Linked DNA regions of Mus musculus: regions 1, 3 and 4 are each linked to region 2. A link is a loop called in an ENCODE intact Hi-C map of the cell type or tissue named here. Cell type or tissue: heart. All regions are shown on one strand. Links, peaks and the distances in the headings refer to the core of each region. The heading gives the core; the rest is flanking DNA. Region 1 has its middle 4.2 kb from the start of Gm26091. Region 2 overlaps Gm34548 (a long non-coding RNA gene). Region 3 holds the start of Lrig2 (leucine-rich repeats and immunoglobulin-like domains 2). Region 4 overlaps Phtf1 (putative homeodomain transcription factor 1).

Region 1 (7,385 bases), core at 1,629-6,628, 78 kb after region 2:
CTCCACTTGCTTGTATTAATCTTGACACTGGCTTCTTGGGCACAAAGAGAATCAGGCTACCCCAGAAGGCTCCAGGCATCTTCCTGGTGGGCTGGTAAGGGAAGTGCATTCCTCTACCTCTGCCAGGTAGAGCGACGTTTACTGATGGGCTCTTCTGTCCTCCCTCTGGAGTGCACTGATTTGTGTGGGTACCTATGTCCTTGTTAGATGATAGCCTTCTGAAGGATGGGGTGTAGCTCAGCGGTGGAAAAATTGTGAGGTCCTGGGTAGGATCCTCAGCACTGGAAAAACAAAAACAAACTCTGAGAGTTAGGATCAAGAATTCACTTTTTATGTCTCTTCAATCCTCATTCATATCAAATTGTGCAGTACAGAGCACAGTGTTGCCAGTGCTCAGCAAGAGGTTTCTAATCAGTCAGTTGATGAATAAGTCTGTTAGGATCGCCTGCCTTTATTTAAGGGTATCGTTCCCGTATGGCAGTTCATTAAGAGTTAAAAAAACATATTGGGCATGGTGGCAAATGCCAAGAAGCAGCAGCAGGTAGATCTCTCTGAGTCTGAGGCCAATATGGGCTACAAAATAACTCCAGGACACTCAAGGCTCTGCTGTTTAGAAGAACAACAGGAAAAACGGTTAAAAAATGATGACAAGGACCTTCGAGGTAGATAAAGGTGCTGGCTGCAAAGCCTAGTGACCGGAGTTTGTTCCCAGGAACTGATACGGGGAAGGAAAGAACAGACTCCGGCAGACTGTCCTCTGACCGCCACCTCTGCAGGTGCACCCTGCTCTACTCCACTCCCCCTCCCCCCCAAAAGAAAGAAAAAACTGACAGTAGAAGTTTCTCGTAGTGAATCATTAACAACCCTCCTGACGACCAATGCAAGCAGAGGAAGGGAAAAGAATCTTGTGGGGGACGTAGTTCAGCCTGGCCCAGGGAAAGGAGCCTGTGCACACCACCACATCCGCAGCAGTATCTCTCTGGCTTTTCAGCAGTCAGCACACAGCCTCTGAAGGACCTTGCTCTTAGGTCACTCTGTTCTCACACTGTGAATGAGGAGGGCAAGACTCTCTGGCCCAGCCTGTGATTCTGAGAGGCTCCCTGACAGGGCGGCTGAGAGGTTGAGCAGACGCAATAGGAATGAACGCCTGTGCTCTTCTCTGACTGCCTATTTTGGCCATCTCTCTGCTTTGAGTCGATGCTGTGGAGGGGTCAGAGGCCTGAGCCAAGGCAAAGATATAGGAGAGGTCTGGAATCCACCTCAATGGGTAGGGCCCATTAGGACGAAAGGGAGTAGAGCGTAGGGAATGTTCAAAAACACCCAGACCCAGAAGGATCACCGAGGGGCCAAGCCTTCCCATTTAGTTAACCCTTAAGCACTGCTAGGAACGCCACGCGTTTCAGGTGTGAATGTTGGACTGAGGCAGGAAATGGTAATAAATTTTCCTATGTTGAATAAATGAACTTGGCAGTCTAGAACCCTGCTTGGTCTTCAATGAGCAGGGCAGACAGTCTGAATGCTTCTCCCAGCAAAATCAAGAGATCTCTCCCAGAAGAGGTCGTGGATCACCAAATATTTCCAGTGTTCTGTGGCCTGGAGCTCAGAATCTACCTAGGAGTCTTGGAAGAATGAGTCTCAGAAGGCAGGGTCTTGCCTGGGAAGTGGTGTCAAAGGGCTATTATAAGCTCAGCAACTCTGAAGCAGGACTGGGCTGGAGCCCCCCCCCCCTCCCCGGGCTGTATAGTGAGGCCATGCCTCAAAAAAAGAGCAAAACAAAACAACCACAGCAAGGCCTGGATCCTCACTGTATTTGCCTGTGTGGGAGCCCAGAAGTGTAGGGGAAAAAACCTGCCCCAGAGCTCACAGGCCCTATCCCTCCCTGAGGGACTATTGGCAGTTAATGGTTGCTAGAGAAGGAAGTTATTTTATTCAGTGGTGTAATCACTGGTAAATTGCCCAGTGTCTGGTACATAACCCCCCACCTATGCTCATGTGAACAGCTCTACCTAAACTGAGACTCTCTCCCTCCTGCAGCACACTCCAACAACTTGAAAGGAGGCAGGAAGGAATGGGAGAGAGGTAAAAGAGGGCAATGGTCCAGTGTGATGTTACAAGTCTGTAGTCTCAGAATTTGGGAGGCAAAGGCAGCGGCAGACAGATTTCTTTGAGTTCGAGGCCAGTCTGGTCTACAAAGTGAGTTCTGGGCCATCCAAGACTACACAGTGAGTTTAGTTCCCAGCACCCCTGACAGGCAGCTGGCAACTGCCTGTAGCTCAAACACCCTCTGCTGCCTTCTGAAGGGACCTGCATTCATGTGCACATATCCACAAGCGTGAGCATGTGTGCCCATGGGCCACCCTTCCCCAGCCCCCACCCCCCAAATTTAAGAAAAGAAAGAAAAACCAGGTGTAGTGGTACATGTCTTTAATCCTAGCAGGGGCTAGTAAATTCTGTGTTTTAGGACTGTGCTGGCTACTTTTATGTCAACTTGACACAAGCTAGGTTTTTCCAGGAAGAAGGGATCTTACTTGAGAAAATGACTCTGCAGATTGAACTATGGGAAATGTTCTTGATTGATGATTGATGTGGGAGGGCCTAGCTCCATGTGAATGTTGCCATCCTTAGGCTGGTAGTCTTAAGTCTATAAGAAAGCAGGCTGAGCAAGCCATGAAGGAGCAAGCCAGTAAGCAGCACCCTTCCATGGCTTCTGCTTCAGCTCTTGCCTCTAGGTTCCTGCCTCTAGGTTCCTGCCCTGACTTCCTGACCCGACTTCAGCCTTCAGTGTTGGACTATGACATGTTGCTTTTAGCGATAGTGTTTCGTCATAGCAGTAAAAACCCTAAGACAAGGCCAGCCTAGTCTACACAAGTTTCAGGGAATCCAGGACTACATAGTAAGGCCCTGTCTCAAAATTAAGTAAATAAGTAAGATTAATTACATAAGTAAAAATATTTCTAGAACACTGGTTAATAAGATATGAAATTGACCAAAATTTGTGAATTCATTCTGAATATAACAGATGAATTATAAAGAATTAAAAAAATAAATTAAAAGCAAATCTGCTCCTCAGAACCTACATTTTCTTCCCTGAACTCTGAGAGCTCAGGAGAGGTGAGAGGTTGCTCATGGCTTGCTCAGCCTGCTTTTTTTATAGACTTAGGTCTATAGTTTCTCTATACTATCCCCTCTGTGCAAAGTGTTATATAACATACACAGGCGGGGTTCATCCTTTCTTGCAGTAGATTCTGACATGACCTGATTCCAGGGATCTGGCCGCAGCCATTCGCCTTTAAGTTCTGGCTGCCTTAGCTAGTAGGACTTGGAGCCTTGTCTTTCAGAGGTTGTCAGCAGGAGACTCCCAGCATGCTAGAAGCTCTGCACGAAAGCAGGAGCTGCCAATGTTGCTGTAGCTGTGGGAACTGTGGCCAAGAGCCAAGAACTAGAGCCGACTCTTGCTGTGTGCAGCGACTCCCCCAGAGTTGGCACAGCCAGGGAGTCTGCAGAGCCATGTAGATCTTCCTCCAAGCGGTCTGTCTCTTCGGTAGCTACAGAAACAGTATTTGTTATCCTTTGGTTTTCAGGAGACAGGCAGAAATCTGACGGCGACAGTCTGTTTCTGAAGCTTGAGAGCCCACCCGGCAAAACCTTCAGAAATGAAAGAGTAGCTAATGTCCACCAGCCAGCCCTGGCTCTTAGGCTTCAGTCAGGATTTGAAGCCTCAAGAACTTGGAACTAACTTGCCCTTTCAAGATCAGAAAGCTGAGAGTCAGTATAGTATCCAACGTTTCACTTAGTAAAGGAAAAGCACGGCCCCGTGGGCTGCAAGGTGCTGTGTGGTATGGGGTAATAATTGACCTCAATTCACACACAGTATTCAGGACCAGGGCTGGACCCTGGAGGCTTTGGAACAGAAAGGGTCTCAGAGTGAAAACTGAGGGTTCAAGGGCTGGCAAGAAAGAGATTACCCTCACCTGCTCAGTTCTTAAGGCAGGTCAGTTGATGCCTTGGCACCAATGAGCCTGACTCTGTCATGATTTGCAGTATCCATAACTTAAAACAGACTTCCTAGAGACAAAGGAAAGGGGCTCCCTGGCTTCTGATGCCGGCTCTGCAAGCAATGACTTTGGCCACTAGGCTTCCTGAGTGCTGAACGTGTGACATGAGTGTATCAGTCCCCAGCCTTTGTGCTTCTTTCTGTATCCAAGAATAATTTTAAGAATAAACTGCTGTTGTGATTTTAAACACCAGCCTCTGGGATTTTGAATCAGCTTTAGGAAACAAATTCACTGCCTATGTGTTAGCAGATTGGATTTTGTTCTGGCTTTTTTGTTTTGTTTTGTTTTTAAACAGAGCCTGTTCTGTAATTCCAGGCTGGTCTTAAATGTATAGCAATCCTCCTGCCTCAATTTCCCAAGTGCTGGGATTACAGGTGTACGCTGCCATACCTAGTAAGGCAGACAGACTGAATTTCTAAACATATGTGGCTGAGAATAAAAACCTCACTGTGGTGAAGTCATGCCACACAAGACTTCTTGGGGGCCAGGATGACTCCTTGTCTGACTTCTAGAGACCCCCGGTACAGTGAGGGTTCCCTCAGTGTTCAAGGACCAGAAGGATATATGTTTGGGATCCTGGTCTGGGATGGGACTTTGTGCACCACCTTTTTTCTATTTTCCTTTTAAGCAAATTCCTCACTCTTTCTCTGCCTCTCCCTTCTCATCTTTGAACTGGGTATGACAAAGTGACATACTGCATGCTTATGCTAACATACTACAACACACTACATACTAACATACTACATGCTCAGCATGTACTAGTTTTCTTTTCATTTGGAGACAGAGTCTTTCTCTAAACAGCTCTGCCTGTCCTGGAACTCCCTCTGTAGACCAGGCTGGCCTTGAACCCACAGAGATCCTCCTGCCTCTGCCCCCAGAGTGTTGGGATTAAAGACCAGCACTACCGAATCTGGGCTCCATTTAATTTTTAAATTCAATTTAATTTTAGAGACAAACCTAAACTCACCTCAAAGTCCTGAGCTCAAGTGATCCTCCTGCCTCAGCCTCCCTGGTAGGGGGGACCACTACAGTTAGCTGTTTCTCTTTGTTCACTGTGCTAATAAATCTGCCCAAAGCTGAACTCTTGGCAAGAAATAGAAACAGAACTGAGAGTTAATCAGACCAAAGCTTGTGTGTTTGACTAGCAAGTTAAACTGTCTGACAGTTCAATAAATACACAGGAAAGTTTTGTTGCCTTTAAAGGAATAGATTTGGAAGGCTCTATATTAGTCCGATTTAGAAATTTGTTTTTGTTGGGGGTTACCTATGAAATCTGTGATATATAGTGGGGTTTTGTTGGGAGCCGCCCCCACATTCGCCGTTACAAGATGGCGCTGACATCCTGTGTTCTAAGTGGTAAACAAATAATCTGCGCATGTGCCAAGGGTATCTTATGACTACTTGTGCTCTGCCTTCCCCGTGACGTCAACTCGGCCGATGGGCTGCAGCCAATCAAGGAGTGACACGTCCGAGGCGAAGGAGAATGCTCCTTAAGAGGGACGGGGTTTTCGTTTTCTCTCTCTCTTGCTTTTTCGCTCTCTTGCTTTTCTCTCTCTCTTGCTTTTCTCGCTCTCTTGCTTTTCTCTCTCTCTTGCTTCTTGCTCTCTTTTCCTGAAGATGTAAGAATAAAGCTTTGCCGCAGAAGATTCTGGTCTGTGGTGTTCTTCCTGGCCGGTCGTGAGAACGCGTCTAATAACAATTGGTGCCGAATTCCGGGACGAGAAAATCCGGGACGAGAAAAAACTCCGGACTGGCGCAGGAGGGATACTTCATTCCAGAACCAGAACTGCGAATCAAGGTTATAAGGTTCCCGTAACACAGACTGTTGAGAAGGATTCAACTGCCGAATTCAGAACTCATCAGCTGGGGAACGACGGTGATAAAGGTTCCCGTAAAGCAGACTGTTGAGAAGGATTCAACTGCCGAATTCAGAACTCATCAGCTGGGGAACGGAAGTGAGAAATGGCTTTACCAGGTATGTTTGGCCTTGAACTTTTTCTAGTGTTAGGAGCCCTTTTGTTCCTTTTCACATGTTATATAGTGCTTAAGGCAGGGCTAAAAATTCTAGAGGAAATTCAGGACAGTCTATCAGAAGTAAAGCGGAGAGAGAGAGTAGGAACAAGGAGAAACGGTAAGTATACAGGCCTTTCCAAGGGTCTTGAACCCGAGGAAAAGTTAAGGTTAGGTAGGAATACCTGGAGAGAGATTAGAAGAAAAAGAGGAAAAAGGGAGAAGAAAAAAGATCGATTAGCGGAGGTCTCTAGGAGATACTCGTCACTAGATGAGCTCAGGAAGCCAGCTCTTAGTAGCTCTGAAGCAGATGAAGAATCCTCCTCTGAGGAAACAGACTGGGAGGAAGAAGCAGCCCATTACCAGCCAGCTAATCGGTCAAGAAAAAAGCCAAAAGCGGCTGGCGAAGGCCAGTTTGCTAATTGGCCTCAGGGCAATCGGCTACCAGGTGCACTCCCGCCCTATGCGGAGTCCCCGCCCTGCGTAGTGCGTCAGCCCGTAGTGCGTCAGCAATGCGCAGAGAGGCAGTGCGCAGACTCATTCATTCCCCGAGAGGAACAAAGGAAAATAGAACAGGCATTTCCGGTCTTTGAAGGAGCCGAGGGTGGGCGTGTCCACGCTCCGGTAGAATACGTACAGATTAAGGAAATTGCCGAGTCGGTTCGTAAATACGGAACCAATGCTAATTTCACCTTGGTGCAGTTAGACAGGCTCGCTGGCATGGCACTAACGCCTGCTGATTGGCAGACGGTTGTAAAAGCCGCTCTCCCTAGTATGGGCAAATATATGGAATGGAAAGCGCTTTGGCACGAAGCTGCACAGGCGCAGGCCCGAGCAAACGCAGCTGCTTTGACTCCAGAGCAGAGAGATTGGACTTTTGACTTGTTAACGGGTCAGGGAGCTTATTCTGCTGATCAGACAAACTACCATTGGGGAGCTTATGCCCAGATTTCTTCCACGGCTATTAGGGCCTGGAAGGCGCTCTCTCGAGCAGGTGAAACCACTGGTCAGTTAACAAAGATAATCCAGGGACCTCAGGAATCTTTCTCAGATTTTGTGGCCAGAATGACAGAGGCAGCAGAGCGTATTTTTGGAGAGTCAGAGCAAGCTGCGCCTCTCATAGAACAGCTAATCTACGAGCAAGCCACAAAGGAGTGCCGAGCGGCCATAGCCCCAAGAAAGAACAAAGGCTTACAAGACTGGCTCAGGGTCTGTCGAGAGCTTGGGGGACCCCTCAGCAATGCAGGTTTAGCGGCTGCCATCCTTCAATCCCAAAACCGCTCCATGGGCAGAAATGATCAGAGGACATGTTTTAACTGC
Region 2 (7,385 bases), core at 1,331-6,330:
CATCTCCCCCGCTGTCACCATGTGAATTTACATTTATGTTTATTCAGGAGAGACAGGAAAGTGTCCCTTGGGGAGGCCTGATCCTTAACCTCTGCACCCTAAATTCTGAGACCCACCAAGGCAGTTCCATATCAAATCAGCAGCCTTTCTTGCTCACTGGATGACAACACTCCTCAGGTCTCTTGCAGCTGTAGCCTGGACCCAAGTGTCTCGGCCTGCTATAAGAGGTAGGCTTGGGGGGGCGGGGAGGGGAGGTTTGGGGGACTTTTGGGGTAGCATTGGAAATGTAAATGAAGAAAATACCTAATTAAAAAAAAAAAGAGGTAGGCCTCCTTAAGATCAGCTCTGGGTCAGGGCTGGTCTGGGAACACCTCCGCAGACACTTAAACATGTGCAGTATGAGCTCATTACACCAGCTGGTCTACAGGGGCAAAGTCTTTAGGCAGTTGATTTGGGTCATCCTACTGTCCAGAGATGTCCCATGATCCAGGGCAAAGGGCATGCATGCCCTAGGCCTGCTGAGTTGGCCTGAAGCCTGGGCTTGCACCCTCCTCAGTCTGGACACAGTCTAGAGCGCCTCAGCAGAGCTTCTGTCTGATGAAGCTAAGTGGTAGAAAACAGTCAGAGCTGTGTGGGCACCAGGAAGACTGCACCAGGGCAGGCAGCTCCCCTTACTGTCAACCCTGCCCAGTCCCTGTCACTGGGCCAGCTGCTGAACTAGGCTGCCCTGAAGAAGGGAGGCCGGCCTACATGCCCTCTATGAGTCTTTACTAACTTAACATTCGTCTCTTCCCACAGCCTGGCTGTAGTTAGAGTCTCTCTAGTGGAATCTCAGGTGAGGAGAGGGGTCTTTGGGCAGGTAAGTGGGATGCAGGCCTATGCTACTAAAATTGTTGTACAGGGGCATCCTGATAGTTGTTTTGTTTTGTTTTGTTTTGTTTTGTTTTGTTTTGTTTTTGAGACAGGGTCTCACTATATAGCCCTGGCTGTCCTGGAACTCACTCTGTAGACCAGGCTGGCCTCGAACTCATAGAGATCTGCTTGCCTCTGACTCCCTAGTGCTGGGATTAAAGGTGTGCATCACTTTATCTGGCTGATAATCTTATAACTGACGTCATCTCAGTTTACCAGTGCTAGCAGAGCAGCAATGCAGTGAGGGATATCCTGGGCTGGAATTAAAGGAATTTTTAAAAAAATTAAATTAAGCCAGTTGTTAGTGGTAGAAACCTTTGATCCCAGTACTCAGGAGGCAGAGGCAGGTGAATCCCTCTGAGTTTAAGACCAGCCTGGACTACAGAGTGAGTTCCAGGACAGCCAGGGATACACAGAGAAACCCTATCTCGAATCCCCCCCCTCAAATTAAGTAAATGATTAAAAATGAGGCTAACCATAGTGTCAGAGGGCCAGTTTGGTTTAAATAGTAGTGAGTTTCAGGACAGCCAAGGCCACAGAGAAATCCTGCCTCAAAAAATAAAGACAGAAACAAATTCGCAAAGAAAATAACAAAAGCCGGCCAGTGTGTCAGATACTTGTCATCCTAGCCTTTGCACGGAGGTTGGAGGACCAAGGGTCCCAGGCCAGTTGAACCGCATAAGGCTATGCCTTAAAATGGAGGAGAGTCGTTAACAAATCAATAAACTTAATCATAGGCCTTTTATTTGTGGTTCATGAGTCACAACAACACATCCTGGAGTTTGCCTTATAGAAAAGGGGTCTGAAGAAGTAGAAACAAAATGAAAAGCAGATTTGCTTGAGGCAGCAGGGTGGGGGGTGGATGGGTGGGGGGTGGGTGGGGGTGCTGTGGGGGGGGGGGTGTTCAATGCCAACAGCAGAAGAGTGACTAAGACTCTGATATGAGTTCAGTTCCCAGCATCAAATAATCAATCAGCCAATCAAAAGGTGGCACTCTTTAAATCCCAGAACTCTGGAGGTAAAGGTAGGTAGATCTCTGTTAGTTCCAAGCTGGCCAGGGCTGCTGCATCGTGAGACCATCTCAAAAACAAAAACAAAAACAAAAAAACAACAAAAACTCACATAGAAGCCGGGCGTGGTGGCGCATGCCTTTAATCCCAGCACTCGGGAGGCAGAGGCAGGCGGATTTCTGAGTTCAAGGCCAGCCTGGTATACAAAGTGAGTTCCAGGACAGCCAGGGCTATACAGAGAAACCCTTTCTCAAAAAACAAAAAGACAAAACAAACAAACCAACAAACAAAAAACAAAAAAACCTCACAAAGATAGGTTAACTGGGCTTGTACAGGTTAGCCCAAAGGGGATTTCCTATTCATAACAGCTAAACTGGCTTACTTGGAATTACAGCTATTTCTCTTTTTGCCATCATCATCATCGTCACTATCATCAGTGAAGGTTGGTAAACAACCTGGTTTTGGCTCCACTAAGCATGATTGACTTATCTTTGCCTTAGCTATGTGCCCAGTACCAATAGCCTCCCATAAATCTTAACGCTTGAAAGTCAGCTCGCATTCCCTCCGGTGGATAAATTGTCAAAGCCCAGTTGATGATGGGTGACTCTGGTTTTCTTGCGAACTTACTCTGGTTTTGTAATTTTGTTTTTGTTTTCCTTTCTTTCACTTCCTAGACGAAGCCCTTTCAGAGTGGGCAGGGAGACAGACACATGAGGAAATTCACTTCAGCAGGGCATCTGCTAAGCGTGGCAGGATTCCTGCTCCAGACTCTCAAAGCCTCCTATTAATGGAAAGAGCAGGTTAACCTGGTCTGACCGACAGGAAGCCACCGTACAGGAATAGGTGGAGTTCTGACATCCGGTGGGGACAGCTGGGGGGAGCGGATGGGGGAGGGGACACCTAGGTGTGCCAGGGGAGCCGAGGTAAAGCTAAGGTCCAGGGGGCCAGCGTGCTGGGTGGCTATGGGCCACACGAGGGCGCCGCACACTGCCACGTAAGGGCCTGAACTGTCTCTACGGAGCTATGTCGGAGAAAAGGCTTTGATGGGAAAGAGGGTGGGCGGAGACCATCCTGGGTGTCCAGCGACGGGCCCCTCTCTTGTTCCTTGAAGGTCGGCGTGAGGTCTCCCTGGACTTGGAACAGCCGCTGTTCAGGTCCTGAGGAATTAACGCCTCTGTAGATCAGGTCCAGCTGTGTGTAGGAGGGAGGATGTTTGCGGTCACTGGGGTGTGTTGTGTTAGGAATGACCGCAGTACTGGGGTGTGAGGGTGGGTGCGTGGATTTCTCCAGAGGTGTAGGTGGGAGGGAGTAGACAGTTTCTACTCCCAGGGGGCTGGCGCTAGTGTCTTCTAGGAGCAGCACTTAAGGCAAGATGTAGACCCCATTAGAATCAGACGATCTTCCCATCAGAGGAAGTCCCCCATTTGGAAACAGTCAGGATGAATGGTTGCTTTAGCTTGGCCAAGCTGCTGGGGTAAACGCCTCAAGCAGAAGCTGCATCAAAGCCTGGAGCCTGTCCAGCCATGCAGCTCAAGCACCCGGTGTCACCGAGATTTGTCCAGGGGGCACAGTGGAGATCTTGTGACCCAGGAAATAGCACTGGTCTTAGTTTAGATCAGGACATTTCCCCCTGAAAGCTGCGTGGGACAGTGGCTTGGAGCCCAGATTGGGGGGGGGGGGGAGGGATGGGAGGGGCAGCTGGAGGCTTCTGCCCACTCTCACCTTTGTCACCCAATAGCTACTTCACATGAGTCAGCTCTGCAGGCTGTACCCTGGCCTGAAGGCTCAGCCTGGGATTTGAAGGCATTAGAGTTGGTAGAAATTAACCCCCAGGATGTGAGCTTCGGGCTCGTAGGCTGAGGCTCTAGCAAGGGAAGAGGACATCCTGAGGACTGGGTGTAAGCAAGCAGAAACACGGGGAGCCTAGGCAATGCCCAGGAGGACTGCAATGGGCCAGGGAACACCAGGAAGGGTCAGTGTGAACCCAGGACTCTTGAGAACTCCAGTCGCTTCCTCTCTGCGGATCCAGACACCTCTACCATCCAGCCCCGCCCAGGCAGCTGCAATTCCTCAGCCAAATGACCCGAGACAAGAGTAAGAGGAAAACAGCTTTCTGAGCCTGCCTCTAGGGGAAAGAAGGACTATAAGAAGCAGGGATCCAGGACACAAGGTCACCGGGAAGCAGTCATGAATGTCAGGCGTGAAGGGGTGGAGATTTCAGGTCAGGGAGCTAAGGGTACACAGCTCAGTGACAGCATTTGCTTAAGAGGCCCTGGCGACAGGGTTCAGGCCTCACTACTGGAAAAAAGATTTTTCTTAGCTTATGCACAAATGGTCACGTGACATTGATAAGCAAGAGTGACTTAACCCAACACAACTCCAGTTTCACCAGCTGCAAAACTACCCTGAGGTGTTTGCAAATTTAGGAGTAAGGTAGGTAAAGGCATGCCCGTCAGGGCATGGTGATGATGGCTCACACCAGTAATCCCAGCACTTGAGAGGGTAAGGTAGAACCAATGTGGGTTTGAGACCAGCCTAACTACAGAGTTAGTTCCAGGTTTGCCTGGGCTAAGGGGAGACTGTAAACAAATAAAAAACAAAACAAAACAAAACAAAAATTTTATTGTCTTTCAACCCTAGGGGTGTCTGAGCCTTTCTCCTTCCTAACAAGTTGGCCTGGGCTCCAGACAGCAGACCTATAATTTGCCTGCACAAGTGTGATAAGAGGTCAATATTAATCTGGGTGTGGTGGTGCACACCCCAAGTCCCTGCCACTCAGGAGGTAGAAACAAGAGCCCAGAGGTTTGAAGGCCATCCAGGCAACATACTGAGACTCTGAAGAAGAGAGCGGACAGAAAAGAAAACTTTGAGAATAAGTGTAAGCCAGGTGTGGTGTCACATGCCTATACTCTCAACACTCCCAAGACTGAGGCAGGAGGGAATGTCTAATCTAAGAGAAGCCTGGGCTACACAGTTGGATCAAATAAACAAAACCCTCTCAAAAGACAAACAAATACCAGCGGAAGGATTCAGCAGGCAAACTCACTTGGTGCCAAGCCAACCCAGATGTGTAAGGTAGAAGAAAACTAACATAGAGTGTTCTCTGACCTCCACAAGAGCACACACACACTTACACAAACACACACTTAAGTAAATGTAATCAATTTTAAAAGAAATAAAACACTGGCCTAGTGGGAGGCTAGGAAGTTGGAGACTAGAGGAAGTACAAAGGCTGCCTGGATGGCAGAGTTCAGTTCAACCTGAGTAACTTAGCAACACATTATCTACATAAAAACCAAAGGATTAGGCTGGAGAGATGGCTCAGTGGGTAAGACTGCTCTTCCAGAGGTCCTGAATTCAATTCCCAGCAATCACATGGTGGCTCACAACCATCTGTAATGGGATCCGAAGCCCTCTTCTGGTGTGTCTGAAGACAGCAACAGTGTACTCACATACATAAAATAAATAAATCTTTAAAAACAAAAAGGATTTTTTTTGTTGTTGTTTTTGTTTTTGTTTTTTCAAGACAGGGTTTCTCTGTGTAGTTCTGGCTGTCCTGGAACTCACTCTGTAGACCAGGCTGGCCTCAAACTCAGAAATCCTCGTGCCTCTGCCTCCCAAGTGCTGGGATTAAAGGCGTGTGCCACCACTGTCCGGCTAATAAAGGATCTTAATTTTAATTTATGTGTATATCTAAGAAGGGGTCAAAAGAGGACACAAGATCTCCTGGAACAGAAGTGACAGGTGCTTGTGAGCTGGACATGGGTACTGGGAACTGAACTTGGGTCCTCTGTAAGAATCACTGAGCCATCCTTAGAGCTTCTCAAAAAATAAAAGCCTGGTGGTGGTGGTGCATGCCTTCGATTCCAGGACTTGAGAGGTAGAGGCAGGTAAATCTCTGTGAGTTTGAGGTCAGTCTGATCAACAAATTGAGTTCCAGGGTAGCCAGGGATACACAGAGAAACCCTCTCAAACAAACAAGCAAACAATTTAAAAGATGTAAAGGCCCAGAAATACACCTCCATTATAGAACACTTGCCTAGCATGTGTGAAGTCCCAGGTTCCATTCCCAGCACTGCAAAAGATAAATAAACAAAACAGTTTACTGTAACTTAGCTGGAAGTACAGCTTCGTGGTAGATGCTCAAGGCTTTGGGTTCAATTCTAGCAATAAAGATTAAAAGTTAAAAAAGAAGTTACTATAGTATCCTGGCAGTGGAAGGGTCTTCTTATCTCTGTGTTAATTGGAGGCCTCTAGGGAGAATGCCTGGGTTTGTAGGAGTGGATTTAATGGCTTGAAGCTGGGTTGAGGAAGTGAAGGGTCACGTGGGATGTTCCCCTTGTGGGTCTAACAGGAGGGCCATAGGACAGCAGGCTTTCTGATCAGGAAGAGGCTGCGTGCTTCCTGTTAATAGTGGGCTTTGGGGTGACCGTCAGTATTCCCAACATGGCTGTGAAAAACTAGGGTCTTTTTAAAAAGAGGGCCTGACTATTGGCCAAAGGTTCACAGTTTTCCTCTCCCCTGCTAACCCCATCTCCCGACTCTGCTTCAGTGTGCTCAGCAGAACTCCACTTGGTGAATCTGGAGAGAAGTCTCTAAGGGCTCCTGGCACGGAATGGGCACTTCCTCATGGTTGGTGGAATTGAATTGCATGCAGGTCATAGAGTGGAGGAGAGAGAAGAGGCTTTCTGCGAGCCCAGTCCGAGACGGGGAGATGCGAGTGGGCACCTCCCTAGGATCAAGTGCCAGGAGTAGATGGGGGCCCCACCCTATCGGGTGGCACCTGCTGCAGAAACTGGCAGGCGCCTTGGGTTCCTCCCAGCCCCCACCTCTCACCCCTGCTGCTCAGCCTCCTCTAAACCTCCTTAGGTTCCCTCTGCCTTCCTCTCCACCCCCATCCTCCTCTAGACTGCCATTATTTCCAGACCAGATGGCCCAATTTGAAATGAAATCTTGCATGCAGTCCTGCCTTCTTCCAGTCTGGTGCACAAACTACATCAAACTACATCAAAGTGATATGGCTGAGAACAGAACAAGAATGTCACCCCCACCCCAAATCAAAGGCCTCCCATGGCTCCCCTAGTCCCCATCAGCTAAAGCCCAGACTCTCCAGAATGACCCGATATGCCCCTGCTTTCCCTGGTTTCATCTTGTCCCCACTCTCTCTGCCTGTCATGCTGGGCCACCCTTAGATTGACCTGTTTGCTCCTGACAAACACCAGACCTCCTCAGTCTTCCAGCACCTGCACGCATGCATATATGCCCCTGAAGGTGGAAATGAGTATTTTCACACAGGCCATATTAGAGGTCCCTTCTGCCCATTTAAGACAGGCCAGGGAGTCACCTTTAACATTCGGAATTGCAAGCTTTTTACACTTACCAATCTGCTTTGGGCTCGGTCTGGCGTTTCCCCCCACCCCCACCCCAGCCTCCCACCCACCCACCCACCCCCGTGCCCTTAGT
Region 3 (7,385 bases), core at 1,207-6,206, 160 kb after region 2:
TGTTTTATTTTTATTTACTTTTTTTTTTTTTTTTAAAACAGGGTCTAATTATGTAGGCCTGGTTGGCCTGGAATTCCATATGAAAATGCCAGAACCTACATGGAGGAAGAAGAGAATCAGTCCCTGTAAGTTGTCCTCTGATTTTCACTCTGTGGCCACTCACAATAAATGTAATAAAAAAACCCAAAAAACAAAAAACAAGGGACTGGAGAGATGGCTCAGCAGTTAAGATCACTGACTGCTCTTCCAGGGGTCCTGAGTTCAATTCCCAGCAACCACTTGGTGGCTCACAACCATCTGTAATGGGATCTGATGCCCTCTTCTGGTGTGTCTGAAGACATTGACCGTGTACTCACAAAAATAAATAAATAAATAAATAAATAAATAAAAAATAAAATAAAATAAAAGAAGAAGAAATCTTAAAAGAAACAAAACAGCTGAACAGGGAAAAGTATATTATGCTTTCAGACTGAAAGACTTATTTCTATAAAGATGTTAAGTTCTGTCGGGATGATTCAGAGGTTTAGTGTAATCCTAAGAAAAACATCAATCACTATGGCACAACAAAGATAGAGTTGGAGTGAAAAATGTAGAAGAACTGGCTAGGCCAGCTATCGAGATATATTTGAAGGCTACTGTAATTTAAAATACAGTACTGCTTCATGGAAAGTTCACCTGGTTTTTGATACATATCAGGTGTTTAATTAGATGCTTGATTTATGACATAGAACTTCAGAGTAGTAATGAAAGGCAGAACCTTCACTGAATGAAGCTCAGCTCTCTGGGTTGTCACATGGAAGAAAAAAAAAGAACTTGAATCCTTTTTCTTTTCTTTCTTTTTACTTTTTTGTGTGTGGGTTTCCAGTCAGGGTTTCTCTGTGCAGCCCTGGCTGTCCTGGAACTCACTCCACAGACCAAGCTGACCTAGAACTCAAGATCAGCTCGCCTCTGCCTCCCTCGTGCTGGGATCAAAGACATGTGATACCTGGATCTTTTCTTAATCATATGCAAAAGTCAATACTCGGCCCAGGGAGATTTTTCATGAGATAAAGGTGCTTGTTGTTCTAAGCTGATGACCTGCGTTCAGTCCCTAGGATCCACAAAAAGATGAAGGGAGAGACTTACTTGACAAGGATGTCTACTCTGACCTCTATGCTAAAATCATGGCATACACACACACCACCAAATATCACACACACACACACACACACACACACACACACACACACACACACACCCCAGTGGTTGGAGGGATGGCTTATTAGTTAAGAGCACTGAGTGCTTTTCCAGAAGATCCAGGTTCAATTCCCAGCACTCAGAGGATATCTTACAACAAATGGCCTGTAATTCTATTCTCACAACCATCTGTAATGGGATCGGATGCCCTCTTCTGGTGTGTCTGAAGACAGCAACAATGTACTCACATACATAAAATAAATAAATAAATACATAAATAAATCTTAAAATAAATTTGCTTGTGACCCAAGCACTCAGGAGGCTGAGACTGAATGCTCTTGAGTTCAAGGCCACCTTGGACTACAGACTGAGACCTCTATGCTGTAAAAATATAATTGGAGTTGGGCTGGGTAGAGAGATGGCTAGGCAGTTAAGAGCACTGGCTGTCCCCCGCAGAAACCCAGGTTTCATCTCTGGCACCTACAGCCTTCTGTGACTCTAGTCTCAGAGGATCCCTTGCCTTCTTCTGGCCTCCTCAGGGACTACATACATGTGGTACACAGATAACTTATGTTAGCAAAACACTCACACACACTGAAAAAAAAAAATCAGGGGCTGGAGAGATGGCTAAGCTCTTGTTCCTCTTCCAGAAAGCCCTTGGAGGCCAGAAGAGGGCGTTAGAATCCTCGAAGCTGGACTTCATGCTGTCCAGTGTGTGTGTGCTGGGAACTGAACCCTGGTCCTCTGCAGGAGCATTGTGTGTTTACTGAACAGCTAAGCCATCTCTGCTGTCCCCGAAGTGTACATTTTTGATGAAGTCCAATATCTCTATCACTTTTCTGGCTTCACATTTTGCTTCAATGGTAATAAATAGTAGTTGCTGTTAGTTTTCATGGTCATGTTTACTGGGAGAAGAAGGGAGAAGAAGCTGAAGGAGACACCTTTCTAAAAGTCCTCTGCAGTAGACAAGCACACGAGGACAGTCAGAAAAGTAATTTTAACCCAAAGGCATGACATGGATGGAAATGGTGTGTGTGTGTGTGTGTGTGTGTGTGTGTGTGTGTGTGTGTGTGTAAGTGCCACAGGGTGCATATGGTGATCAGAGGACAGGGACTTGCAGGAGTCAGTTGTCTCATTCTACCATGTGGGGTCTGCGAATTCAACTTAGGTTGATACACTTGGTGGCAAAGCTATTATTGATGAAGCATCTTACCCACCCTGTTTTTCGTTTCTCCTCTTCTTTCATACAAAGCATACTATGCAGATGAGGCTGAACTGGGACTTGGGTTCTCCTGCCTCAAATTCCCAAGGAGTGCTCAGACTGCAGGCGTGCTGGTCCACACCTGGCTTGCAAAGTCTTTGAAAAGTATAGACACTATATGTCAGTGAACCATTACTGATATTTTCATTTTTACTCATTTTGTAGGTAACACACAGCGGAGAGATCACAAGGTAGCTAGATTCCGCTGTTCCCAGTAAGTCTTTTTACTTCAGGATAATTTCCTTCCAGTCTTCTTAACTTTGTTGATTGCTCAAAAACCTCAAACAGAAACCAGAAAACCCACATCCTCAAACCAACGTTTTATCTATTTGTCCCACTTGTTCTTCTGAAGATGAAACAATATTTTCCCAAATCGAGGAAAGAATTTTCTTTAGAGACAATTATTGAACTCCAGGCTACTGTAGAAGCCGGAGGTGTACTGACTAAATAGCGCCTCTGCCAATGGGAACTTGAAGTCCTTTCACAGTGACAGCGTGCCATGCTCCGGGAGAACCAACTGCCACATTTTTTCAGGGCAGGGAGTTCGGCCGCAGAGGCCGCCCTGGTTGGGCTCCGGAGACTGATGTGGTCGAAGTTAGGTTTAGATCGCGCACTTATTTGCAGCTGCTGCTTGGCATGCAGCCCTTGTGCCATTCCCTTCTGCAGGAGCCTACAGAATAGGTCTTTTTTCACTACTACTGCAGATCAACCGCAGTGAGGATTTGGCGTTTCGGGTTTCGCTTTTTCCATTCTATTTCAAGGCCCTAGTGCGCCCACAAGCGGAGGAATAGCTGCAGAACTGCAGAAGCAGCTCGGAAAAGGAGAAAGGGCCGCTGTAATGCTCGCCTCCTAGGGGGCGGGGCAATCGTAGGCCTCGCCTCTCTCAGAACCCAATTTCCGACGCAACCTCATCCCGGGGCTCCGATTGGCTGGCTGCTGAGCGTGAGTACGTTGCGTCGCGGGGCGGGGCGGACGAGCGGTGTCTGTCAGGGTTTCAGCTCTACGCCCCCGACCGCCGCCCCCTCCCCTGCGGTAGCGTCGTTTCCTCCTCTCGCCCGCTCTGAGAGGGGACAAGTGACAGCCCGGGCTCCGGGTGGCGGTTTAGCCTCCGGGCATCTCTCCTCAGCCGACTCTCTGAGCTAGCTGCTGTTCTCGAGCGGGTCCCGGCCAGGGGAAGATGGCGGCCGCGCCCCGCGGCATCTGGGAGCAGCGGCGCCTGGGCTGTGGGTTGGGACCCCTCGCACGGTTGCTCATCCTTGCGCAGGCGCTGCGGCTGCTGCCCGCTGCCCGAGCCGGCCTGTGCCCGGCGCCCTGCGCCTGCCGTCTTCCTCTGCTGGACTGCAGTCGCAGGAAGCTGCCCGCGCCCAGCTGGAGGGCACTGTCGGGCCCGCTGCCCTCCGACATCTCCAGCCTGTGAGTAGAGGGTCCCAGGGCGCGGTCGCCACCGAGTTCGGAAGGGAGCTGCCTTATTGAGATTGTGAACTTTGAATGTTAGGGTTTCCCGGTACTCGTGGGAAGATAGGGGTTAAGATCTGGGGTCTGTGACGTTCCGGGCTGGAGATGTTTAATGTTGGACTCACGGGTCCTGAGCAGCACAGCTGAGACTCTGGATGGCTGTGGGTCGGGTCCAAGTGCAAAGCCCTCTTTGGGCTGCATCATTTTTTTTTTTTTTTTTTTTTAAAATTCCAGCTTGACTGGTCCTTGGGCACGTGATGCAAACACGATCTCTCCCAAAGATACAGGATCTCTCTTTTGTCCCCAGTTCTCCCATCGGCTCATTGTATGTTTCAGTTTTGATACTTGAGTTCTTGATAGGGTTGAAAACCTCTGCATGCCTAAGGAAGATCATTGCTGATCTCTAATGTTTTGTAAGAGCAGTTATTCTTTAGTAGTCAGTTTAAAGAGGGGAAAGATTTTTTTTCCCCAAATCACGATACTTTGTCTTCACTATGTTCCTTTGAGTTAAAGAACCTTCATTTCAGATCTCTTTGTTTATGTATGAGAATCCAGTGCAGTGATCGAGTGGATTCTCTAGCTCTGACTTTAAATCCTGACAAACTTGTATTAGCTAGTGGCATTTGGAGAGCTCACTGCTCTGAGTCAGTAGGCATTAAATAGAACAGTAGGTATTAAATGCTGCAATTATGAGACTTCTTAGCCACCAACATACAGTTATGTCTCTGCCACTAACTGATCAACGTGCTTATTAATTGACTTCTAGAGTTACCTCTGAAAAAGAGTTATCACTAAAAATAGTTTTGTGATATAATTAAAATACAAAGATTGGTTAGGTTCTTAATGGAAAAAGAATACAGGTAGAACATCTGTATTGCAGAGGTTAAGTATACATTTGCAGAACGTATTTATAGGTTAGCATAGATAGGAAAGAAGCTAATTCCTGTATTCATTGAGAAAATTAGTAACTGCTACAGTTACTATAGAATTGCAATATAGTAATACAGCTCCTGTCATTTTGTGGTGGTTATATCTGAGGCTTATTCTGGTTTGACTCAGACTTTAGTATTATCATTTAGCATAGTCTGAATTAATCCAAGCACAGCATCTTCTTTATACAGTAGGTGCCTTTTTTGAAGAAATTGATGAGACAGCTACCTGATTATGATAGACTGAATCTGACATAGGTTTAAAAACAGTCTGACTTAATGTAACTAATTGAAGTAAACATGGCCTGCTTTTGAAGATCCTTCAGTGAGACTTGCTGAGTGTGTTTGTTTAGTATGCATGAAGTTGGGTTTGAACATTAGTGCTGAAAAAAATAAGAAAAAAATCATTAGCAAGTATATAGTAATGTTACCAAAGATGCTAATTGCCAGAAGATAACTGACATTTGGATTTATTTATTTATTAATTTTATTTATTTATTTATTTTGTTTTTTACCTTTTGTGTTTTGAGAGGGGATACTGCCAGGTAGCTCAGGATAAGCAACTCTCCATCCTCCTGCCTCAGCTTACTGACTGCTGCCCACCATTCCCAGCTTGCATTCAGAAAATTGAAATAAAAATTAAATTGACATTTTTAGTTGAAGTGAAATGCCTTGGAGAATAAATTCCCTTATAGTCGATTATTTTGAATATAGTTTCACTAAAAATACCAAATCACAGGCAGAATGCAGCCATGTTCTTTGTCAGGGTGTCATTCGAATGGGCTCTAGTTTGGTTGCCTATAGAGTCCTTGTTCTCTGAAACTTAATGAGCATAGAGTCTACTGCTTATACTGTTATCAGCATTTTGGCATCAATGTATTGCTCACTAACTTCTTAACATTCTAGGGCTTTTCTAACCCATAACTCAAAATTCTGCTATTTTCCTTTTGCAAACCAGTTCTAAGAGCCACAGAACAGTATGATCAGCATATTGCAACAACAGCCTCACTTCTTAGTGTGGAATTTTTATATTAGTTAGTTACTCTTTTTTTTTTCTTTTGGTTCTTCAAGATAGGGTTTCTCTATATTGTCCTGTCTATCCTGGAACTCACTCTGTAGATCAGACTGGCTTCCAACTCAGAGATCAGCCTTTCTCTGCCTCCTGAGTGCTGGGGTCAAAGGCATGGGCCACCACTGTTCCTTTTCTTGTTGCTGTGACCAATTATCTGACACATATCAACTCAAGGGAGGAGTTTTGGCTTATGCTCTAAGAGATGGAGTCTTATAGAAAAGAAGACTCTGTGGTAGAAGGAGCATGCACTGGCTTGCTCACAGCTAGATGGAAGAGGAAACAATTTTTTTGTTGTTTGAGACAAGGCCTTTCTAAGTAGTCCAGGCTGTCCTTAAGCTTCTACTTTTCCTATTTTTGCCTCCCTATTGCTGGGATCATTCTGTGAACGACACTGGACACTGGTGTGTCTGTAATTTTTGATTTGTGTCATAATGTTGATGCTTAAGAGTTTTGGACTTTGGAGGATTTTGGATTTTCTGGTTAGGAATATTCAACCTATATTTAAATCCTTCCTAGTTATTCTGACATCCAGTGTTAATGGAAAACCACTTAGCCAAAATAGCTATAGAGTGCTAGGGCCTTGTGCCTGCTAGGCAAGTCCTCTAAGCTCCGTCCCCAGCCCAAGTTGTCAGTGCTTCCCAAATGCCAATTTAGGAGATCTGTATTTTGTTTACTTCTTCAGAATTCTGTTGTGCTTTGGAAGACTCACAGATCCATTTTATTTATTTATTTATTTATTTATTTATTTAGAGACAGGGTTTCTCTGTATAGCCCTGGCTGTCCTGGAGCTCACTTTGTAGACCAGGCTGGCCCCGAACTCAGAAATCCTCCTGCCTCTGCCTTCTGAGTACTGGGATTAAAGGCGTGTGCCACCACGCCCGGCTTCACAGATCCATTTTTATTAAAAATACTTTGTAGGGAGCTGAAGAGAATGCTCAGCAGTTAAAAGCACTGGCTGCTCTTGTAGAGGGTAGGGTTGAATTCCCAGCACGCAGGCAGCTCACTGCCATCTGTAACTCTAGTCCTAGGGGATCTGAGGCCAGGGCTCTACTGAGAAACCCTGTCTCAAAAAACCAAGGGGAGTGGGGGATAGTCACATAGTTTTCTAATGCTTGAAAATGCATTTCTCTCATCTTAGTAAGTAGCCTTTTTAAATGGGCAAATTTTTATTTTTAATGTGTATGTGTTTCTCTGTCTGTCTGTCTGCCTGCCTGCCTGCCTATGTACATACAAGTGCCTGGAGGTCAGAGGCATTAGATCTCCATGAAGTAGGACATTGTGAGCTGTTAGGAATTGAATTTAGGTCTCTGGGAGAGCACTATATGCTCTTAGGAGCTGACCATCTATCCATCCCAATCTTATAGGTCTAAATTTTTGTGGGGAGGTAATATATTATGAGATTATGAGATTGTCCTTTCACATTATTTCGAGGCAGAGACTCTCAGTTAAACCAAGATCTAGCTAGCTTGCTGGGGGAACCCCTGTCTCTGCC
Region 4 (7,385 bases), core at 1,239-6,238, 660 kb after region 2:
GCTAATTATTTAAAAACAAAGTTCTCAGAGTTCTTTTTTAAAATCTAATAAAAATGTTTGCTGAAAGTTGGAGACAATTCTTAAACTCATAAAATAGATCAAGACATTAGTTCCCTGAAGCAGCATTCAGAAACATCTATAAATACAGACATTCCTCAGACCAAAACTGTCTATTTACGGAGTATTTGAATACTCATTCTGTTACCTTGTGAGTCTGACAAATTCCACTGTGACAACTGTACTGGCCCGTTATGACACATGCTTCCATCCAGAACTGTATTTAACCCATCTCAAAACTACTTGAATAGCGACAATTAGGAAGCTTGATAAATGCTAAGAATTTAGTACTGCAGAGATGATTTATTTTCCCTGTAGTCCACATTAGTGATACAAATCCTATTTTTATTGTTAACTGTGACATAACTTTGATGTCATGTTGTCAATATGATGTGGCTCTTCCTAAGTAACATGTCACTGTACTGATTATATACTGACTTAGCAATGTGGCCTTGGAATGCTGAGCAAAATATGGATGTACTGGTTGTAAATGTTTATATATGTACAGTACCTTTATATATATAAATATATATATATATATACACTTGAGGTTCTGATTAGAGAAAGATCTGTAAATCGCTCGTTATTTTTTATATAGATATTAAAAAAGAAAAAAAAGTTTGTCGTGCTTTTTTCTAAAACTGTTAGCATCATTTAAAATTGCTGTTTGTGGAACCTAGTCCCATCATGATCTGAGTCATCAAAAAGACTGACAATCAGAAAGACAAAGTAATGTGTCTTTTCCAGTACTTAATCTCACCCATGGATAAAAGCCTTGAGTTGTACACCATTTTCTATTAATGATATTTTTAATACCCCTTTTCTCCACTACCAGGAAAGAAAAGGTATTATATCTCACTGGAATCCAGTACTACACATTTATAATAGACTAATGAATAGACCATTTACCACAAGATCACAGAGTTCCATGGCAACTTACGATATTTAAAACCGTTTTATTTATTTTCGTTTTAAAATTAAGTGTGTAGACTTGACTTCTTTTCACTTAGTATATTAACTGCTTAAACCCTACTTCAAAACTCTGGTTAATTAATATTCTTCAGGAGAAAAAATTCTTATAATTGCATGAATTCACACTAAAAATAAGTCCAGTTCCATTTCCAGACCTACAATGGAAATGTGTCAGGGAAAGCTGCTGAAAGTAGGAACTAAGCAGTTCTGTGGACATGGACACACTGTTATATATACCCAGGCAGGACTGTCTTCTGACAGCTACAGCATCCTTATAGCTGAGCAGTTTTGAACAGGGTCAACCTCTAGATCTGATCTGGGACCCAGAAAGCATTTGGCTTTTTGCTTTTCACGTGGGACTATTCTCACTCAATGAAAGGAAACTGGGACAGCAAGACGGTTCAGCAAGTAAGACCCTACCACCAACCCTTCCATCCCCATCTATCTCACACGGTAGAGAACCACGTCCATCAAATCATCCTCCATACATTCTGGGTGTGCTTTCTCATAGATTTAGAACAACAAAAAAGTAATAATAGTCAAGATACTTTTCATGTGCAGCAATAGAAAGCCAAATGCTTTGTAAACATCTGGACAAATGGAGTTCCATGTTTTGGATGTCTATTTCTCACAGAAATACATGAACTTCTGTAAGTGACTTCCACAAAGATTCAGACGGGAGCTTGGCCTACCCTCTGCTCTTAGAGCCAAGGAACCTGCACTGACTCATGAGCCGCAGCAGGCCACTGGAAAGAGGAACTACATCACAATAACTGTGTCTTGGCATGCCTCATACCTAAAAGCTTTCAGCTTTCTAAACAATAAGTTGAATAACTTTCTGATTCTGCTGTTAGTATTTATCAGCAATCAGTATGCTACCATTTTGGGAAGGCTACCATCTGTAGTTAACTGAATTCATCTGGCACATCTACAAACTTGATAGGCTCTCAGTCACTATACCATATTGATATAAGAGCTGAACCTATGCAAAACTACCTTGTCTCAAATCACACAAGCTACATTAAGTACGATGAAATATATGAATGCTTATGAATTTGATCTAGCAGCAAAGTCTAAATCTCGTAGTCTAAAATACGGACACAGCCAACTGCTTTAATTTAGCCTTAAACTCTGCTTTTACGATCCTATTGATACATGCCCATTTTATACTCTGTACATTAAAGTCAAAAACAAAAATGCCAAAATTCACAAACCAAGAAACTTATTTTGTCTTAAGGACAACCACTAGTTAACCTGAGTACTACCTTGTTGGAGTATCATATAGGAGAAATATAACACTGCTTGTTTGTACTCAAATCTCATGGCTCAGTAAAACCAGTGACTGCAAGAAATAGAAGATAAATCACTACACTGGTCCATGTATGTAATAAATCAATGAGTTCTCAGATGACTCCAAATCACCATGTGTGAGAACAAGGCCCATCTGGCCTATTAAGAATATATACAAACCTTGTGTTAAAAAAAAAAATATATATATATATATACATATATATATGATTTTTCAAAACATTTAGTTGAATTTAAAATAAGGTTGATTTGCTTTACATAGCACTAGTGAATAAAATGCTTGAATCCATAAACTGGCACATGTAAGAGACCCAGTTTAGAATTTTTCTTGCTGAAAGAAAACCATATTCCACTTAGACAAGCACATTGTTATTTAACTCTTCATTGTTTAGCTTACTGTGTTTGTTACCATAATTTGACATGTCTAGGTTTGTGGAGTATACCTTCATAGCAATTTTAGAAGAAATGATTTTCCCAGAAAACATTTTAAAAACAAATCAATGGATGATTTTCTTATTCTTTGATATATATTACTCCCCCACTTAGCCTAATTCTATTTTTTCATCTTGGTTATATTTCTCAATGTAATATTACCAAAATCTTAGCCCTTTTAAGGAATCAAAGCTTAAGTAACTGGATATTTACACAGGGATAAATGAAACATTGGTATCTGCACAAACGGGAGAACTATTCTTCATCCAGTGTACATATATATGCTAAGCATCTGTTAGGGGGGTCCAGTACTGTTCTGCATTCTGAAGAGTAAAGAAGAAAGCAGCTGTTTTCAAGGGGCTTAAAGTCTAATTAAAGGAGACACAAGTCAGCAAAAGATTATGATACACATGAAGGAAATTACTAGTGATATAACAGATAATTAACTAGGGTCACAATAGAGAACCCTACCAAGAACTGAAAGCCAAGAGCTATTCAGTAGCTATCCAGTGAGCAGTAAAAATACACATTTGAGGAAGAAATAGTTGAAAATACCTACTAAGAGCAAAAACTCGGTAAAGGAGATGGTGTAGAAGGCAGTGAGAAGTGAGGTTGAGGAGGCCAAACTTGAGAGAAGGGCCTGGGAGGTGACCACAGGAAAGGCCTTCCCTCCTAAGCCTCTCCAGACAGCACCACCTACTGGGAACAAGTATTCAAATGTCCAAGGCTAGGCATTACATCTCACTCCAACCTCTACAGTGTGGAACTAGATTAGACACTGAACCTTTACCTGAGCAGCTGCCTAAGGACTAAAGCATTTTAAGGTGAGGAAAATGAGTCTATCCTTAAAACAAAATAATTAGAAGCAGATGTTAGATTTTGGACAAAGGTAGCACAGATAATAGAATTAAACAAGGAGAACTCCCAAGACCGCCTTCAGATAGCAGCAGTGTAAAAAGGAAACCAGACAAAGCAGGTTTAGCTAGGTACTGGTAGCACAAACACATGACACCCAACCACAATGAACCTCCAAAACAATGAGGAAGGAAAACTTAGTGCTAAAGTTAACGCAGGGCTGTAATCACTACCAATGCAGGAAAACCTCGTCACAAACAAGCAAGTACAGCGTATAGAAAGATGTTGCTTTAGCAGCAAAGTTATCTTAGGTCTAGCTGTTCCTGGCACACCTACCAAACTTCAAAGTAATCCTTGAAATGCCCAAACTCTCCAAATATTACAAAAAAAAAAAATACATGCACACTACAATACCCTATTCTTCAACACTGTAAAATTCACAGCCAATAAAAAGTTACCAGGCATGTAAAACAGAAACGTGTCTTAAATGAAGAGACAACACAATAAAAACAAATGCCCAAATGACACAGCAAATATAAATATGTAAATATATTTATTATGTGGGAGAAAATATTGTAAGTAGAGATGTAGACTTTCTTAGATCAAAATCAAACTTTTGTAGATGGAAAATATATTGGCTGTAGCAGACACAATAGAACATGCCTGCAATCCCAACAGACAGATGGAAGGGGGTCAGGAGTTAGAGGCCAGCCTCAGTTATACAGTGTAACTTATCTCAAAGATTAATATTACACTGGATGACATTACCAAATTAGTGCAGAACAGGATAGAAAACTTGAAGGTACAACAAAGAAAAAGCATAAACATTGGTGAGCTAAGAGATGCTTCAAATTACCTAACACGCATGTGTGTTTGAGTCCTAAAAGGAGGCAGGTCAGAGTGGAATGTAGGAAAAACTTGTTTAATGCCCCAAAAATTTGTAATTTGATCATGTGAAAATATAATCTATAAAATGATACAAAACAATAAACCATAGCCTCCTTAAGCCCAACACACCGCAACACAAATAATATGACGAAAACTACATCAACAAATAATTCAACTGCACAAAGTCAGTGGTAAAGGTGGAAATCTTTAAAGGAGTGGAAAATAAACATCAGATTCATCTGAGATGAACAAAAGCCAAAGACTTCTAGTCAGAAACAATGAAGTCCAGAAAGCACTGGAACACCTTTTCATTGTTGGGACAAGGTCTTACTATGTGGCTGACTGGGTAGCTTGCTATGGCGATGAGGCCTGCCTAAAACTGAGCTGCCCCACCCCTTCCCTTGCCCCCTTTCCCCCTTAGTGCTTGGGTTAAAGGTAGGCAGCACCACTCCCAGCATTCAACTACTTTTTTTTTTTTTTTTTTTTTTTTTTTTTTGGTTTTTCAAGATAGGGTTTCTCTGTGTAGCCCTAGCTGTCCTGGAACTCACTCTATAGACCAGGCTGGCCTCAAACTCAGAAATCAAGGGACCCTGCTTCAAATTAATCACCATACTGATAAGGGACACAGACCTGCTTTGCTGACTTCTATACACACACAATACCCCATACAAACAAACATATGTGAGCATACACTCACTCACATATATATATATATATATATCTGTGGATCAATGGAAGTTTTTAAAAAAAATAAAATAAAATAAAGCATAGCTCCCTCAGAGCACTTGGGATAGGTGCGTATTCTTGCCAATCCACTACCTATACATGTTTGTATCTTCACAGCTATAAAGCTATCAGATTTTTTAAAAGGATATTAGATAATGATAATATTTACAGTGGAATTAACTGCCAAGAACCTTTCACTCTCATTAAATAATAACAACCCCATTAGGTAGTTATTACACTTACTTAACAGGTGAGAAATTTGAGACACTTAGCAGGGGCAAAGACTTAAACAGAGAAAGATCTATACAATCTGTATATTTGGGAAATTAATCTTGTTTTTTGTTTTGTTTTGTTTTCTGTTTTTAGAGACAGGGTTTCTCTGTGTAGCCCCTGGCTGTCCTGGAACTCACTTTGTAGACCTGACTGGCCTCGAACTCAGAAATCCGCCTGCCTCTGCCTCCCAAGTGCTGGGGTTAAAGGCGTGCGCCATCACGCCCGGCTTGGGAAGTTAATCTTTAAGTTCGTCAATTGTCCTGCATAGAGAATGTGTAACTGGGGCTGGAGGGATGGCTCAGAGGTTAAGAGTGTGTGCAGAAGACCGGAGTTCAATTCCTAACGCCAACATGGCAGCTCACAATCGTCTGTAGCTTCAGTGTCAGGAGATCCAGTGCACTTTTCTGGGCTCAGGCACCAGACATGCACATGGCACACAACTATTTACACAAGCAAAACAATCATACACATAAAAAAAAAAAAAGTAAAATCAATCCCATGATAACTGTCGTACATGAGATAACCAAGTTTACAAAATCTTACCATTAAGGTGTTCATGCTTCCAGTCTTCCTCAAGAAATTCTTCAAGGTAGGGAACCTGGTGAGCAGGAATGCCGATGTCTCCATTAACCACGAGTGCATGCTGGGTCACTAACAAGTAAGGCTACATCCGCGGCACAGTATGAACCATCGTTAGACACTGAGGACCTCAAGTGCACTAGAGGCTGGATACCCGCCACTGCACAGCAGGCAAACCACCAGAGGCCGTGCCATCGGATGGGCATGCTGCCAACTCATGAGCATGCATGGCTCACCAACAATGTACTTACAGGCTTAACTCTAAAGGAGATTCCCTCCAAAAATAAACAAAATTCTGTTTGAAGTTATTGCATTCCTCCACCCTCACTGTAAAAAAAGCCTAGAAACTGAAATTCTCTAGTAAAGTTCTTTTATTTGGATTCAACCTAAAATAGTTTCTCTCCTTCTGATAGAGAAGTCCCCAATCCATAGACTATAGTAGAAAAGTAATGCATTTAAATATTTCCAATAAGAGACAGTTGCGTCATGCTTCGGGCACCTACCATGGTTACCCAAGAGACTATTTACAGTAAGTATAACTAGCACAGTACTGGAGGCTCCAGGATAAATGTCCTGACTCAGGAATAGTCCGAGTCTTTGTGAGGCAGGCTTTAGTTTGCTGACTATTCACGTTGCTTGAGAACCATGAAAGTGCAGGTTTTTAACACAGGCCCCGGGGAAAGGAGGTGCCGAAGCTCCATTCGTTAGACGGGGCTGAGTGGAGAGACTGATGCATGTGAGCCTGCAGGTGGGGCCACTGGTTTCTGTGGGCCATCTTTGTCCTCAGTGGGGGAGCAGTGACACCAGCCAGCAGAGTCCAGGCACACATCTCAGCTCAGGACTTAATTTTCCACAGCTAAGAAAAGAAAATCACCCCAAAACACCAGTTAGCTAGGAGACAAATAGGTGGGATTTGGATGTATATTCATATGACTACAAACTAAAAATCCACTTACTGTTTTATTAAAGATTATAAAAAACTTGCGAATAAAAGCCATCACACAGAAAGCTTAGCGGATGCAGTCTCAATAACTCTGGGTGTATCCCGAGCTGTGGTGTCACACTGGACAGTACACTTTCATTATCAATTATGGTTTTGAACTTTTCACTTTCACTATTATTTACTTTCTAAAGATTTATTTTTTTCTTTTTGTAAGTGTTTTGTCTGCATGTATGTATGTATACAACATGCATGCCTGACCAGAGTCAGAAGAGAGTGTCAGATCCCTTGGAACTGAGTTATGGATGGTCATGAACCATCAAGTGGGTACCAAGAGCTGAACCCATGCCCCCTG

Evidence for each region. A loop is a pair of places that touch in the nucleus more often than their neighbours do. Peaks named below come from ENCODE experiments on the same cell type or tissue, not always from the same donor. Only the 100,000 strongest peaks of a DNase experiment are listed, where the experiment ranks them.
Region 1: a loop joins it to region 2, with 2.3 times the contacts of the local background. A loop is called at or near these places in 3 of 42 quality-filtered maps.
Region 3: a loop joins it to region 2, with 4 times the contacts of the local background. A loop is called at or near these places in 35 of 42 quality-filtered maps.
Region 4: it touches region 2 in a loop (2.1-fold over the local background); 6 of 42 quality-filtered maps call a loop at or near these places.

The regions. Positions count from the first base shown.
Region 1 is chr3:104,593,362-104,600,746 of GRCm38, reverse strand. No RefSeq gene overlaps it. Among named protein-coding and RNA genes, the nearest start is that of Gm26091, 4.2 kb to the left of the region's middle. RefSeq lists an enhancer at 148-3,812. In heart, for the core only: a CTCF peak has its summit at 4,102; a DNase peak (open chromatin) is centred at 3,416; H3K27ac peaks cover 2,334 bases.
Region 2 is chr3:104,671,102-104,678,486 of GRCm38, reverse strand. Gm34548 (a long non-coding RNA gene) reads left to right here. Exons shown (of 4, transcript XR_867542.1): 3 at 1-227; 4 at 799-936. Among named protein-coding and RNA genes, the nearest start is that of Gm34548, 5.8 kb to the left of the region's middle. In heart, for the core only: a CTCF peak has its summit at 4,049; DNase peaks (open chromatin) are centred at 2,836, 3,466 and 3,896; H3K4me3 peaks cover 1,604 bases; H3K27ac peaks cover 1,888 bases.
Region 3 is chr3:104,507,921-104,515,305 of GRCm38, reverse strand. It overlaps Lrig2 (leucine-rich repeats and immunoglobulin-like domains 2), which reads left to right and starts at 3,388. Exons shown (of 18, transcript NM_001025067.2): 1 at 3,388-3,850. The coding sequence starts at 3,615. In heart, for the core only: CTCF peaks have their summits at 1,437 (motif pointing left) and 3,220; a DNase peak (open chromatin) is centred at 3,265; H3K4me3 peaks cover 2,666 bases; H3K27ac peaks cover 1,956 bases.
Region 4 is chr3:104,006,549-104,013,933 of GRCm38, reverse strand. Phtf1 (putative homeodomain transcription factor 1) reads right to left here. Exons shown (of 19, transcript NM_013629.2): 19 at 6,444-6,946. The coding sequence ends at 6,926. It overlaps Magi3 (membrane associated guanylate kinase, WW and PDZ domain containing 3), which reads left to right. Exons shown (of 21, transcript NM_001159354.1): 21 at 1-675. Among named protein-coding and RNA genes, the nearest start is that of Phtf1os, 42 kb to the right of the region's middle. In heart, for the core only: a CTCF peak has its summit at 3,469 (motif pointing left); no DNase peak of the experiment used is centred there.